Linked DNA regions of Homo sapiens: region 2 is linked to region 1. A link is a contact called in ENCODE Hi-C or POLR2A ChIA-PET data. All regions are on one chromosome and are shown on one strand. Each heading gives the region's core, a stretch centred on a gene start or an enhancer-like site at or near the end of the contact. The rest is flanking DNA. Distances are from core to core; before and after follow the strand shown.

What was found. Hi-C counts contacts between places; a loop is a spot of excess contacts on that map. ChIA-PET counts read pairs that join two places held with the same protein, here RNA polymerase II (POLR2A). Pooled maps may share reads with other maps.
Region 2: a map of sigmoid colon shows a loop between it and region 1 (14-fold over the local background). The contact joins the promoter of ZNF827 here to the promoter of SETD7 in region 1. A Hi-C loop is called at or near these places in 2 of 168 maps with a recorded cell type or tissue (naive thymus-derived CD4-positive, alpha-beta T cell and sigmoid colon) and 9 of 50 pooled maps. POLR2A ChIA-PET finds 5 or more read pairs at or near these places in 1 of 52 experiments (HEK293).

The regions. Positions count from the first base shown.
Region 1 is chr4:139,553,760-139,560,426 of GRCh38, reverse strand. SETD7 (SET domain containing 7, histone lysine methyltransferase) reads left to right here and starts at 4,208. Exons shown (of 8, transcript NM_030648.4): 1 at 4,208-4,329. The coding sequence starts at 4,290. RefSeq lists an enhancer at 3,051-3,220 and silencers at 3,961-4,070, 4,291-4,350, 4,411-4,580, 4,711-4,900.
Region 2 is chr4:145,935,339-145,942,005 of GRCh38, reverse strand. It overlaps ZNF827 (zinc finger protein 827), which reads left to right and starts at 3,183. Exons shown (of 15, transcript NM_001306215.2): 1 at 3,183-3,641. The coding sequence starts at 3,599. RefSeq lists an enhancer at 3,807-3,866 and silencers at 4,241-4,310, 4,431-4,840, 4,941-5,520.

The DNA.
Region 1 (6,667 bases), core at 2,959-5,458:
CCATTAACGTGAGAGGACTTGAGTATTCAGTTTGTTGGAGTTGCCCTGGCTTCTTCCCATTTCCTTTTTATGTGCCTTTTCCTGGGGCTTCTCAGGCTCTATTTACCTTTTCTCCAGAAAAGGTGGACAGAGAAGGTTTGAGCTTCGAATTTATGTAGCCCAACTCTTCATTTACAGATGGGAAAACGAAGGCCCCCCCCCCGGCCCCCGCAGAACTGAATTGCCCAGTTGCTTGGCTAGTTCTTGGTGGAACCAAAACAGACAAAGCAAAAACTCAATCAAACTGGCTAATTTGGTGGGAAAAAATCTTGTGAAGGAGTGAGCAGTGCCAAAACGAGACTTGATGATTATTTAAAAGGTCTTTCACTAATTTTATCCTTGTCATCCTGCTGGCGGTGTAAGCAAGTGATGGAAACCAGAGCCAGGCCAGCAACCATAAAGCCACCAGGGCTTCTGGAGAGGCTCTGATGCGACTTCCTACCGCTGAGGTCTCAGAGGCTCCTCCCTCCCAAATACATGGAGACCCAGAAGACTGCTTGGGCCCCTCCACTCCCTGCCAGCGGGCAGGATGAGGAGTCAGTAACAGCCAACAGTAGTGAATCCCACATAAGTTCCACATTCACTACTTGTTTCACAATTCGCTTAGCATGCATAGCAGCGAATTGACAGAATTGTTTCCCCTAAATGTAGGAAGGTGCATAAAATACAAGAAGCTTGTAAAAATATATTTATTGCAAAAGTTATATCAGTCTTGTATGTAAGCACCAGCCTTCTCCAGGGAAAGACAGGGGTGGTAGAATGAATAAAATTAACTCAGTATTTTGACTGCTTGCTGCAATGGAAGAGGGAATTATGTTTCCCAAGCTGGGTATGAAGAGAAGGAATATAGCCTTGGAGGCAATGGAAACTAAGCCAGAGCAGCTTAGAAAAGTCACCCCTCCTCCTGATTCAAGACCAAAGACAGGGAAAAAAAAGTCACTCTCAGTGTGAACATGAAAGCAAGTCTCACCCAGCCTAGATGTTGGATGTCCTGTGCGGTCCCGTTCCTCCCTGGTAGAGCTTGTTCTGTCTCACTGGGATCTGCCAAGTTAGGAGCTGAGCCACACTACTTCTGCTGCTGCTGTTGCTGCTGCACATTGTTTGTGATTAAGAGTTTTATTGATTTTCTAGCCCATGACCACATTGGTGGGGACAGAGTACGACAGGGGAAACTGGTGGAAAGCCAAGTAGAAAGAGAGTTTATGAAATCAGCTCTCAATGAAGAAAACTGTGGGAAAGAATGCGATGGAAGCAGATTTGGGGCCAGTCGATGTGGGAAAGTAGAACAACTCAAAAATGCTCTTCAGATTTGAACTGAAACAAAGCACTTTGCCAAAACATAGGAGGAGAATCCAGTCTGTGAGAAAGCCTCAGCACTGTTTATATAAAACAGAATATTCCTATCTGCAAAATCATTGCTGACAATGCTTAACCCACATTCTGTACCAGGCACTGTGTTGTGTTCTAGGACCATAAATAAGAATCAGTCCGTCTAGAGAAGGAGACTCGAAACATACACAACATGATTTGTAAAGATACAAGTGGATCTTAAGAGAGTCATAAAAACATTTTGCCCCAGCTTTGGGCCCAGAGCCAGCAGGAATGAATGGTGGGGGAAGAGGGATGGGACTGTGTCCCTGCTGCTGCCTGCCTCATGTGCAGATCTGGTGAAGGTTCTCTGTAGTTTGACCCCGCATCACTACTGACTTTGCTAGAAAGACCCTGCTCCCTTCCTGTCCCTGCCTCTTGTAGGTCCAGAGGACCCCTGCTTCACCGACGGCGGGGGCCGGGGTTGGGGGGTGCCGTAGGCAGGGTTTCAGGTGTTCTCAAGGTAGTAGGTAGAAAGGGAGCGCTTGACAGTTTGGGTGCTTAGTACAGGCTGGGAAAACCTCACAGCACCAAGGGGACAGTTGGACACTTGCAACATGATTCCTCCCCTCTCCTTCACTCCCACACGTACCCACCCACCATGAAACTGTGTCTTCTGTACGTCTTGAGAGATTTCTTCCAGCCTCCCAGCCCTGCCTCACTGCCTTTGAGTAAGAGAATAAAGTCTTTTTGCTGCTTCCTTCAGCTTTCAGCATTGTTTTTCACCCTGAAAATCAACTGGAAACTGGGGAAGACGAGTATCTGGTATGTTTTAGTGCACCAGTATAATATGCAAGGGAGGGGGTGATATGTAAAAAGGTTAAATGAGAAAAAATATCATATAATTCAAAACCAGTGAGTGACCGAGCTCAGTAAATGATGGCTTTTTAAAAATCAGATATAAAATCCTGTTTCTGTGGTTCATGTTTGAAAATGATGTAACCTAAAGTGGCTCTTTCATCTTCCACTGCACGTACACCTTCTCTGTTTAGCCTTGGACTCCCAGTATCTGCACTGGAGGACTTTAAGGAGGTCAAACCTAAGCCAAGAGACTTCAGAGAGGTATAGACTAAGCTAGAGGGTGTCTTGCTTGAGCCAAAGAACCTCAGAGTGCTCTAGCCTAAGCCCCAAGGACCTTATGTCAATGTAGACTAAGCCTCTAATCTGGAGGAATTCAGGCTGGCTGGCTGGGCTCCCAAGACACCTCTGCAGGTGAGCAGCACCAGGACTCAAGTCTCCTAACTTCTGGTCCAGGACCCTCCCCTTTCTAAAACAGTCAAAGGGGCTGAAATTCCTGGAAGTGTGTGGGGCTAATGTCCCTAGCATTGTTCTCTTTTTCATAGAGGAAAAGCTGACTTTAAGAAACAAGCCGGCAATACTTGACAAAAATATCTACCATTTAAGCACAGAGCCAAAAGCAAGGAGTAGTCTCCTGGGCGCTGGAAGTATTTTGAAATCCCCAAAGTCTCATTCATTGATCAGAAAACAAAATGGAATTACTTTTTTTTTGCTCCCTCCTCCCCTCCATGCAGTAGCTGTTCTTGGCGGGTGCCCAGAGCGGCACCCGGTAATTCCACGGTACATTGTGTACATTTACATCTGTTTAATCGGCTATTTACAGTCGCCCTTTACCGCCACCTGTAAGAGGCAGCGCCATAACGACACTAAGTGGCCGGGCCGGAAGCCGGGTGCCCAATGGTTTTCTCCACTTGAGGACGCCTGAATCTGTGAAGTGGTTGGCACTTGGAGAAACAGAGAGACAGCTGGGGACATCACACGTACAGGGCGGGAGGCGCGGGAAAGAGGCGCGCCAGACGGAGGGTCCTTCCTTCCTCGTTAGCTCCACTCGGCGGCTCCTTTTCCATTACCACAGCAGCAAGGAGGAACCTGCCGAGCCTTCGGTGCGGCTTGTTTCCTGCCTGACAGAGAGCCCGCTGCCATTTGGATTTGATGAATTTCTGAATCACCCGAGGGCCTGGCGACCCGAAGGAGGGCGGGGAGTGGGGGCGCTGGGGTGGACCCGCCATCCTGCGGAATCCGGGCCAGATAACAGCCCCCGAGCTGGGGAAATCGGCTTGCGGATGTGATGCGGGACCGCGAGGACACCTGCGCTCCCTTGCGTGTCGCACTCGTGCAGCTCCCGGTGGCGACGGGGTGATGTGGGGGCGAGGGTGAGAGGAAGTCCAGGCGCCAGAGCGTCAGAAACGCTTCCTTAGCTTCCCTGGCACTTTGGAGGTTGTCTCGAGGGAACACGGACAGTGCACGACGGACTTTCAAGTTGCTCCCGGCACAACGGGAGGTCGGGAGCTCGGAGCCCCTACGGGCGGTCCAAGTGTCCGCGAGAAGCCCGCAGCGCCCAGGACCGCGTTGAGCGCTCGGGGCGCGCCAAGCCGCACCTAAGCAAAAGAGAAACGCTGACGGGCCGGAGGCGGGTTGGCTGGGACGCGGAATACGCGCGGCCCCGGAGCGCCTTTCGTTTTAAGGAGCCTTACTTCTGGAAAGGGACAGGGAACTGTCAATCAGCGAGGGAGGGAGCGCACCGGCGCTGGGTGATGTCAGCGGATCAGCTGCTCGATAACAAAGAGAGGGTATTACAGGAGAAAGTTGCAGCAGCGGCAGCGGCCAAGGCGGCACACCGGAGCCTCCGAGGCGAGGGGCAAGTGGGCGAAGGGAGGGGGGACGACGGCTGCTGCCGCAGCAGCTGAAGGCCAAGGAATTGAAAGGGCTGTAGGGGGAGGCAGTGCGAGCCAGCCCCGACTGCTCCTCCTCTTCCTCCTCCTCCTCCAAACTCGCGAGCCCCAGAGCTCGCTCAGCCGCCGGGAGCACCCAGAGGGACGGGAGGCAGCCGCGCAGCCCCGAGCTGGGCAGTGTCCCCAGCCGCCATGGATAGCGACGACGAGATGGTGGAGGAGGCGGTGGAAGGTACAAGCATTTCTCCGGGGCCGGGGGAGGAGGCGCAGAGGGCCTGGAGCGCGGAAGGAGTGGCGGGCTGCGAACAGCGCGGCGCCGGGCCCCGCGGCCGCCACTGTCCCCTACACGGGTGGCCGGTTGCCCGGCTCGGGCGGGGGCCCGACAGCCACGGTCACGCCGCCGGGAGCGCGCACTGCGCGGCGGGGCGCAGGCCGAGAATGGGGCTCCGCCAGGCCGGGGGCGCTGGAAACGCACGGCCGCTCCATCCCGCCCGGCCACAGCCTGCATCCACCCTCGGAGTTGCGAAACCTGCCCCGCGCTCTGGCCTTTCCGCCTTTGGGCGCGGAGGGTGGGTGCACTCCGCAGGGCAGCCCCTTGAGGCCGGCGGACTCCGCGGAGCAATCCCCTAGCCCAGTTTTGGCCACCCCGATCCCCTCCCGGCCGCCAGCCCTTCCCTTCTGCTGCCTCTGCGCCCCGCGGCGGCCGCGGCCCCGTCCGGGTAGGTCCCCCGGCGCAGCGCACGGGGCCAGACCAGGCACGTGGCAGCCGCGGCCCAGGCGGCAGCTCTTCCGAAAAGATGAAATCATTGTCGGGCGACGGACAAGTCTCCCGACCCGGGACTCGAACGTGCGCCGTCCGGGAGGCGGGCAGCCCTCCCCTCAGCTGCCCCCGAGCGAACTCAGTCAGGCCTCCCCCTCCCCCTTCCTGCTTGGCTGGGATGCAGCCGCCACGCTGTGCAGGCGCGCCGCGAGTCCGCACCGAGATTGCTGGGTGACACTTAACTTTCTGAATTCCATGCCGTTGGCTGTGGGTGATATCACCGCCTCAGTGTCGTGTTTCTCCGCCCCTTCTCTTCTACCGCCCCTCCCCCGACTTTTCTCGCCACTTTGTTTTGCTGAGTTTCTCCACCTTTTTTTTTTTTTTTTTGTTAGTTCTGAAAAAACGATGTGGGGACGTTATACAATCTCGTTGTTTGTATCATAGGATGTTATGATTTTGTAACAGCGAATACTGGAAAATACTCTTTAGCGTATTTATTTGGTTCCACTCCATACAGTACGTCGTGATGTTTTTCAGTGTGGTGTGGTATGATACCAGAATGTTTTAAACTAAGCATGTGAGTAAATAATTTTTAGCTGTTGGTTGAATCTGGTTTCTGTCTGATTTGTATAAACACAAGTTCTGACGAAGGATAAAGAAAAAAAGTGGCGACACTACAAATGCATAAGGATACATGGTTATTGTTACACTAGGGAAAAATCAGTTTTAATGTTTTCATAAACATAACTCCCTTTGCAGTGCTTCTGAGATCTTAAGGGGAGATTAAGCAGACTAATATTTCTGAACTCTTGAAAAGTATCCAATGTAATGCCAATATTAAAACTTATTTCTTCATCTAACTTCGAAGCCAATTAAAGACTGTGGTTTTTGTTAAGAAAATTTTCACCATGTTGTGAACTCACAGAGCTATTTATCTCTCTAATAAATAAAGCCAATGTTGGGGCTTACTGGAGTGAGGCCCAGATACATTGATTGAGTTGATCCACAGGGAGCCTTCTGAGAAGTTAAAAGTTGTTGACTTCTTGTGCCTCCATGTTGTGAAAGATAAAGGAAAAATGATCTCAGATTGTTAGGGCTTGCTCTCTTTCTTCAACGTTTACTTTTACTTGTAAAAATTAAATACAAACCCTTAATTGCTGGTACTGTTCTCCATGTTAAACCACATCCATTCCCCTTTGAAGCTGTTTACAAACATATGTCCAGTTGTCCATAGTCCTCAGGCTCCTTTGCAGACTGTGACCAAGAGCTTTAGAAATGGCAGTATTGTTTTTTGAGAACATCCACTGGATTCGAAAACAGGGAAGTTCATATAAACAGGGATGGTTTTGTTTTATAGGGTAATTATGTACATTATTGTCCAAAATCAGAACCCCCTTGAGAATGAGAGGGCACACTATTAATAATGATGCTGGGGCAGGTAGCTTAAGCCTTGAATGTCTGGGGCAATCTGGGACACATGGTCACTCAGTTGTAGCTAACTAAACAATTAGAGCAGCACAGAATCTTTAAAAGCCCCTAGAAGCATCTCAGGCTCTAACTTGCACAGTGCCAGGAGTGTGTGTGTGCACATGCAGTAAACCGTACCTGTGCGTGCACTCTTGTCCAGCCATTCTTGGCCTTTTTAGTGCTGTTTGCAATAGTCTTTACATAACATCTAACACTTACATAGGGGACTGGTATAAACTGCTTCTGTTCTTTCCCAAAGAGAAGCTAGTCTGAATATCTTAGTGTTTAAGTACCAACTAATCTACCTCTTTCCATAAACAGAGCCTCTGTTCTCAGTAGTTTC
Region 2 (6,667 bases), core at 1,934-4,433, 6.4 Mb before region 1:
AAAAAGACAAATAACATCTTACTGTTAGTATGCAAGTAGTTCTGACCTCATGGACTCTGGATAGTATGAAAGTAGTTTCGGACCTGCAGACCACACACTATTCTAGGGTAAGTGCTCCCTTTGTCTACTCATCGTTAGCAATATTTGAGCTTGAATAGATTTCACTTCTGTGAGAGTGTTTATGAAACTTCTTCTTAGAGTGCACAGTTTTGAGAAAATCTATTTTAATTTCACATTTGAGAGGTAATGGAGATGGGGGTGGAGAGAGTACTATAATTATTAAGATAAAATATGCTTTTTAAAGCTTAGTCCATGGGTGGGGTGAATCAAATAGAATATTCCAATCTGATGAGTATGGCCAACAATAATCAAAGCTCATGGTTCATGGGTATATATATCCCAAAAGCATACATTTCCAAAATTATTTATGCATTTGATTTTGAAATCCATTATCGTAACCCCCAAGTATTTATTTTCCTAATGTTTTTGTTAGTCTGACATTAAAATTAGTTTGTGTTCCCTGAGCATACAGCGATTGAGGGTGAGATGCAAATGACCTTGAAGAGTGTTTTATAGCATAAAGGTACCAACCTGAGATTGAAACGGAAATTGTTCTGTCCTTATTTCCATTTTCTATTGTTGTGTACTATTTCAAATAATTTTTGGAAAGAGGTGGAGGTATGAATAAATTCAATTTAAAAATGCTTTTGGCTGTTGATAGAACACCTATATAATTAAAAGTTGACAGCATTTTCCTGCATGCCTTTAAAAGGTCGCAGGAAATGTACTCTGCTTTGAGGAAAGGCCTAAAGTGTGTTTTCAATTATAGCAAACTAAACATTAGGAAGAGTCCTAGCAATTCAGAAAAGGTAGTGGTGTGTCTATGCAGAGTCATAATCCTGAACACCCTAGCCAAAGGTTCTGAGAGAGCAGTGGTGAAGTGTGGTGACCATTTTGTTCAGCTGTAAAGATTCTACACACTCAGAGCATTGGTCTACTTGGAAAGGATGGGCTCTAATTTATCATTAATATATTAATTTCAAGTCCAATGTCACCGACAATAGTCAAAATTATGGCAAATTGAATTTGACCTGAGTGGAAAGATAGTTATATTTCAAATTATAATGCAGGGCAACCTAACTACCAGTTTTTTAAAACCAACATTTGAGGAAGAACTGGTTTAAGGATGATGCTCCTTTTTTTTTTTTTTTTTTTTTTTTGAGATGGAGTCTCGCTCTGTCGCCAGGCTGGAGTGCAGTGGCCCGATCTCGGCTCACTGCAACCTCCGCCTCCCAGGTTCAAGCGATTCTCCTGCCTCAGTCTCCCAAGTAGCTGGGACTACAGGAGTGTGCCACTACATCCAGCTAATTTTTGTATTTTTAGTAGAGACGGGATTTCACCATGTTGGCCAGGATGGTCTCGATCTCTTGACCTCGTGATCTGCCCACTTCCGCCTCCCAAAGTGCTGGGATTACAGGGTGCTCCATTTTAAACTTGACTGCTCTCTGTTTTGGTTTTAGATTGAATTCATGCAGGTGTTTCAAACCTCGCTTTCAATAGCATTACTTGTTACTGGGAAGCTAGATCTTTTGGGGGGAGTTGGCAGGGAGGGGTTGAACGTGAGATTTCTCTATCAGTGAAAGACATCTTTTGGGAGATACAGCACTCTTTAAGCTTCACTTATAAAAGTGTGCAATATAAAGCCTTATTATTATTTTTAATAAGGCAAGTCAGAATTTAACCCCCATGGCTCTCTTTAACACCACTGAAGTTGTAAGAATTAACTCAACCTCAAAGAGGCATGAGTTATCCATGTAGGCTTATAGAGTGTCATTTTAATGTTCTATGTCTTTACTGTGCCTCCACTTTCTTTGATGAAAAGGTCTATTTAAAAATTGGTAGGAAAATATTTAACATAATAAGATGATGAGTCAGAGTTTTAAAAAAGCTAAAAAGGGAAGATGTAGTTAAATAATGCACCTTTTTATTTTCTAGCTACATGACTCATGACATATAATGTATTCTGCTAAGTTCAAAGTTTCCTCTTACAAAGAGAGTTTTATGAAACAACTCTTCTTCAGACCATTTTTATTTCAATTATAGTAGCAGGTTTTGGAGTTTAAATCATTAACAACCTCTGAGTGAACTTTTATCCAAATGACTGCAAGTCACAAAGAGAACAGTCCTCTTTCACCAAGTACCTTTTGTGCTCTAGTGAGACCCGTCCTTTTCTATTTTTCTCCTTTATGTCTCTCTTTGAAGAAAGATGTGTGATTTGTAAGGTAATGAAAGTATGTATCAGTTAATGAAAACTGCTATATTGGGCTCATAATGCACACTGGAATTGCTTCAGGGTAAACTTCATATACCTGCAGTATATAGCAGGGGAAAAAGTGAATTTCCGAAGTAAAGATTGCTGTGTGCACTCTAGGAGTATCACGTAGCAGTTAAAGCAACCATCAGGGGTGACCTAATCTTATTTTCCTCTCTTTGTCAAGTAGCTGTAATGTTCATTTAGGAGCATTTTTCAGTTTTAACTCCAGTGGACACTCCAAAACTGGGCACTTATTCTGTCAACTGTCAACCAAGTTATTGATTTCACCATATGTTGTCTTCATTTTTTTTAAATTAGTTTTTTTGGAATGTTTTTGAAGAGTGTGTGGGAGACGATAACCTCCAGATTTAAGGTGATGGGGTAGGGACAAAAGCCTGCAGAATTTCATACAGAACAAAATGTAGCTTAATAAACAAAAGAAAGTGAAGAGAGAAATTTATTTCCTTTTTAAAAGTCAGTAAAATAATGAACTAATCGTTGTTTAAAGAGTGAGAAAAACTTTTTCCCCCTAGATTTGGTGACTAGCGGGATAAATTTGAAGAACTCCATCCCACCCCCGCACGCGCGCCCCCCATTCTTTCCAGACAGAGCGGTTGTAAATCCGAGGCTGAGTCCGCCCTGGGAGCCTTGGGGCACTTTCCTCTTTGCTCTGTGTGTGTGTGTGCGTGCGTGTGTGTGTGTGTAGCTCTCGCTCTTTCCCTCAGTCTGTGCCTCTTGTGTGTGTGTGTGTGTGACAGAGAGAGAGCGAGAGAGAGAGCGCGAGAGGAGAGAGAGCGAGAAAGAGAGAGAGAGAGAGCAAGAGAGCGAGCTGTGAGCTGTGCTGCCGCCGCCGCTGCCCTTTGATCCCGACATTAGTGTTAGGGGCTCGGAGACACAGAGCGCGGCCATAGACACCGCCGCACCGGCACTCATTTATTTATACCTCCCATCACACACGCGAGCATAGGACACACACACACTCACACCTATTAGATCCGTTTCCATTGAAGAATATTACGCTCGGGGACAAGCCAGGTGCACGACCAAAAATTTAAAAAAAAAAAAAAAAGGAAAAAAGAAAGGAAAGAAAAGAAGAAAACCCCTCTTCTGGCTCCAGGAAACAAGCTTCAACCCATTGCACACACCGGAGAAGGGGTTTCCCCCTGCCCGCCCGCCCGCCCCCCAACTACCTCCCCGCTCCTGCCAGTGTCTGCCTCTCTGCCCCCACGGGGGTTTATTTGATCTCACATTAACCAAGGAGGAGAATGTGAGAAAAGGGGGAAAATGCCCAGGAGGAAGCAGGAGCAGCCCAAGCGCCTTCCCTCACGTAAGTCATCCCTTCTCCACCTCCTCTCGTGCCATTTTCTCGCCCTCCCTCTCCTCTTTCCCCTCCGCAGCCTCCTCCGTTGTTTTCTGCATTAGTTTAGGGTTACAGAGGTGAAACTGACAAAGACACAGCCCGGGTTACTCCTCGTTTAGGTCTATGCTGAGGCAGCCATGTTGGTGATGATCAGCCCCGTGCCCTTTCTATTCTCTCTCTCTTTTTCTTTCTTTCTCTCACCCCCCCCCTTTTTTTCCTTGAGATCGGGCTTTTTTTTCCCTTTCCCTCCCCTTCCCCCTCCTCACTCTGGGTTGCTGGGGGGAGGGGGCAAGAGAAGGGAGGAGGGGAGTAGTGTGGATGCCGGGGGTTTTATCGGGGGTTTGGTGGGGGGAGGTGGGAGAGGTTGGAATCTTAAAAAAAAAAAAATTCCTTGTGGATTCCGGCGCCTGAGGGTGCGGGGGTCGGGGCGCGCGGAGGGCTGGGGGCCGTGACATGGCGTTTGGGGGTGTCGGGGAGAGGGCGCGCAGCAGCCGCCGGGTACAGGATCCAGGGAGAGGTCCGTCCCTGGCTAAAGGTTGCGCCGGGGTTGGTCGGCCCCCGAGCCGCCGGCGGCAGCGGCGGCGGCGGCTGGAGCAGGAGGAGGCGGAGGTGGAGGAGGCGGCGGCGGAGGAGGGGAGTCGGGGGCGGGCGAGGCGGGAGCGGCTGGGGAGGGTGTAGGGGCACCGCACACAAACACACGGGTACACACGCGCCGCCGGGCGGCTGCTCCCGCGGCGCCGAGGCGAGGGGGCGCGCCGGGGCGCGGGGCGGCCGGGCGGGGGGCGAGGCCGGGCAGCGGCGGGCGGATGTGGGGTGCGGGAGCTGCGCCGAGGCGAAGGCAGGAGGCAGGGCGGCTCGCGGCGCGCGAGGTCCCTGCAGAGCGGAGGAGAGGGAGGAGCAGGGCTCCTGGCCGCAATAAAATGCGGGGTCAGTCGGAGCAGACGGAGCCGGGCGAGACTCGGGCTCTCAGACCCCCTCCTTGGCGAGCCTGAGCAGAGTCCAGGACTAAAGTGCATCACAGCCCTCCCCGGCGGCAGCCACACACGCCAACTGGAGACACACACCCGCCGGCACGGCCCGGTCCCCTTCCCCTCCTCCACCCGCGCCCCCGGTCCCTCTCCGCCCTCCCTCCGGCTTTTCTTTGCGCGACTCTTAACTTTTCCCCCACTCCCTCTCCAGCTCCCCCCAACCCCCCAGTCTTTCTCCGCTTTGAGTGTTTCGAGATGCTGCTAAAGCTAAAAGTGAAGGAGAAAGAAGCAACTAAAAATATCCCCCGGGGCCGCCCGGCTCCTTGAATGCAGGGAAGAGGGGGCAGGGGAGAAGGCGTGGGGCGGGGTGACGGGGAGGAGGGGACGCGGGAGGCGCCGGAGGGAGGGGTCGGGGGAGACGGAGGGTCAATTTCTCTTCTCTCCCCCCACACTACTCCCCTCTCCCGGCGGTTTGGCGCTGCTCGGAGCCCGATCCTGCAAAACCCGGGCTGGGGGCGGGAGTGGAGCCGGAGCGCCCGCCCGCCCGGGTGTCAGGCCGACGTGGTCGGTCACCTGAAGTTCACGGAGGGTGGGGGAAGGGTTAAGGTTATGGTGTCTCGGGCTCGGGCTGTGTGTGAGCTTGTGCTTTTCCGCTGCAGACAGGCAGGGCGATCGATCTCCCCCTCGCGAAATAACCGCGGCGGTGCCTGCCCAGGGGACCGGGAGGGGGGCGCGGGCTGCTCGGGCCAGGCGCCCCCGCGCCTCCGTGTCACCCGGGCCGCAGCCGAAGTGGCGAGCAAGGGCACTTGCAAGCAGTCCGCTCCGCAAACATTCCTCTTTCTTTCCCCTTCCCGGTACGCAGGAGTCGACGCAAAGGGCTTGGGTTGTGCTTTTTTCCCCTTCCTTTAAAAAAAAAAAATGCCCCTGTGCAGTCCTTTCTTCGCCTGCCCGCTAGAGGTTCTGAGGATAATATCACATATGTAATATATATGCACATAAAATCACTCGCAGGCGGCTGCGTGTGTAGGGAAATTTTGTGCGAGGAAGGAGAAGGCGGTGGAGTCGGGGAGGGCGAGTTGGGAGGCTCCGCGCTGCGATTCACAGAAAACTCGCAGCAGTTGGTGGAAGAGTGTGCGTGCACATGGCCGGACTGCCCCGCTGCCGGGCTCTTGTCGGGGGCGTGTGGGGGGAGGGAGAGGAGGCAGGAATCCTGAGGGGGTCAGGGGAGGTCTGCCGTGCTTGGACAAAATGGGCTTCAGTGTTCTCTGCGAACTTGCCCTTAGATGGCAACTTTGGGAGCTGATGAGCTTGTGTGCGAAAACAGGGCGGTGAGGTTATTTGGTCATTTTCCCTTTCTTCTCTTCTCCCCCTGCTTTAAAAAAAAAAATGTTGGCGGGGTTAGAGGGAGGGTGGGAGAGGAGAAGGGATTTATCTGTTTCGTCTGTGACGGAGATGGAACGCCTTCCCTCCTCTTGTGTGTAGTGCAGTCGGGCAGCTGCAGCGTGCCCTGCTGATGACCTTGACCCTGACCTCCTGCGACTACCCTCTCCGTCTGAGAGGAAATTCAGGCTCCATTTTAGCTCGTGTGCTTGGTGGGCCTTTCCTGCGCGTCGGTGCCTGGTGATGAAGTTATATTTTCAGAGTGGGCTCTCCTACTTTGCTGTCTGATTGAATCCTGTTAGCCACTCACTTAAAAAAATATCACCTCCCTCTTTCAGTCACATAAAGTCACTTTTACTGAAGTAAGAAGCAATTACCTTTGGAAACACCGTAAAAGTCCCTGCAGTTTTGAAAGGGAGGCCTTAATTTTCTAAGCTTTTCCACTTACCTTTGCATTGAATGGATTTTTGTGGATATGTGTTGCCTGTGCTAAGTGTGTTTTGCACATGTTTTTAAAGCAGTTTGTGTTTGGACTTTGCAATTTCTGGGCAAATGGTGTATTTTGCAGTTCAATCACAGTCACCCAAGGCTTGCTAACTGCTGAGTGAGGCTTGAAACTTGCAAGTGGTGTGAAGTAGTAATTAT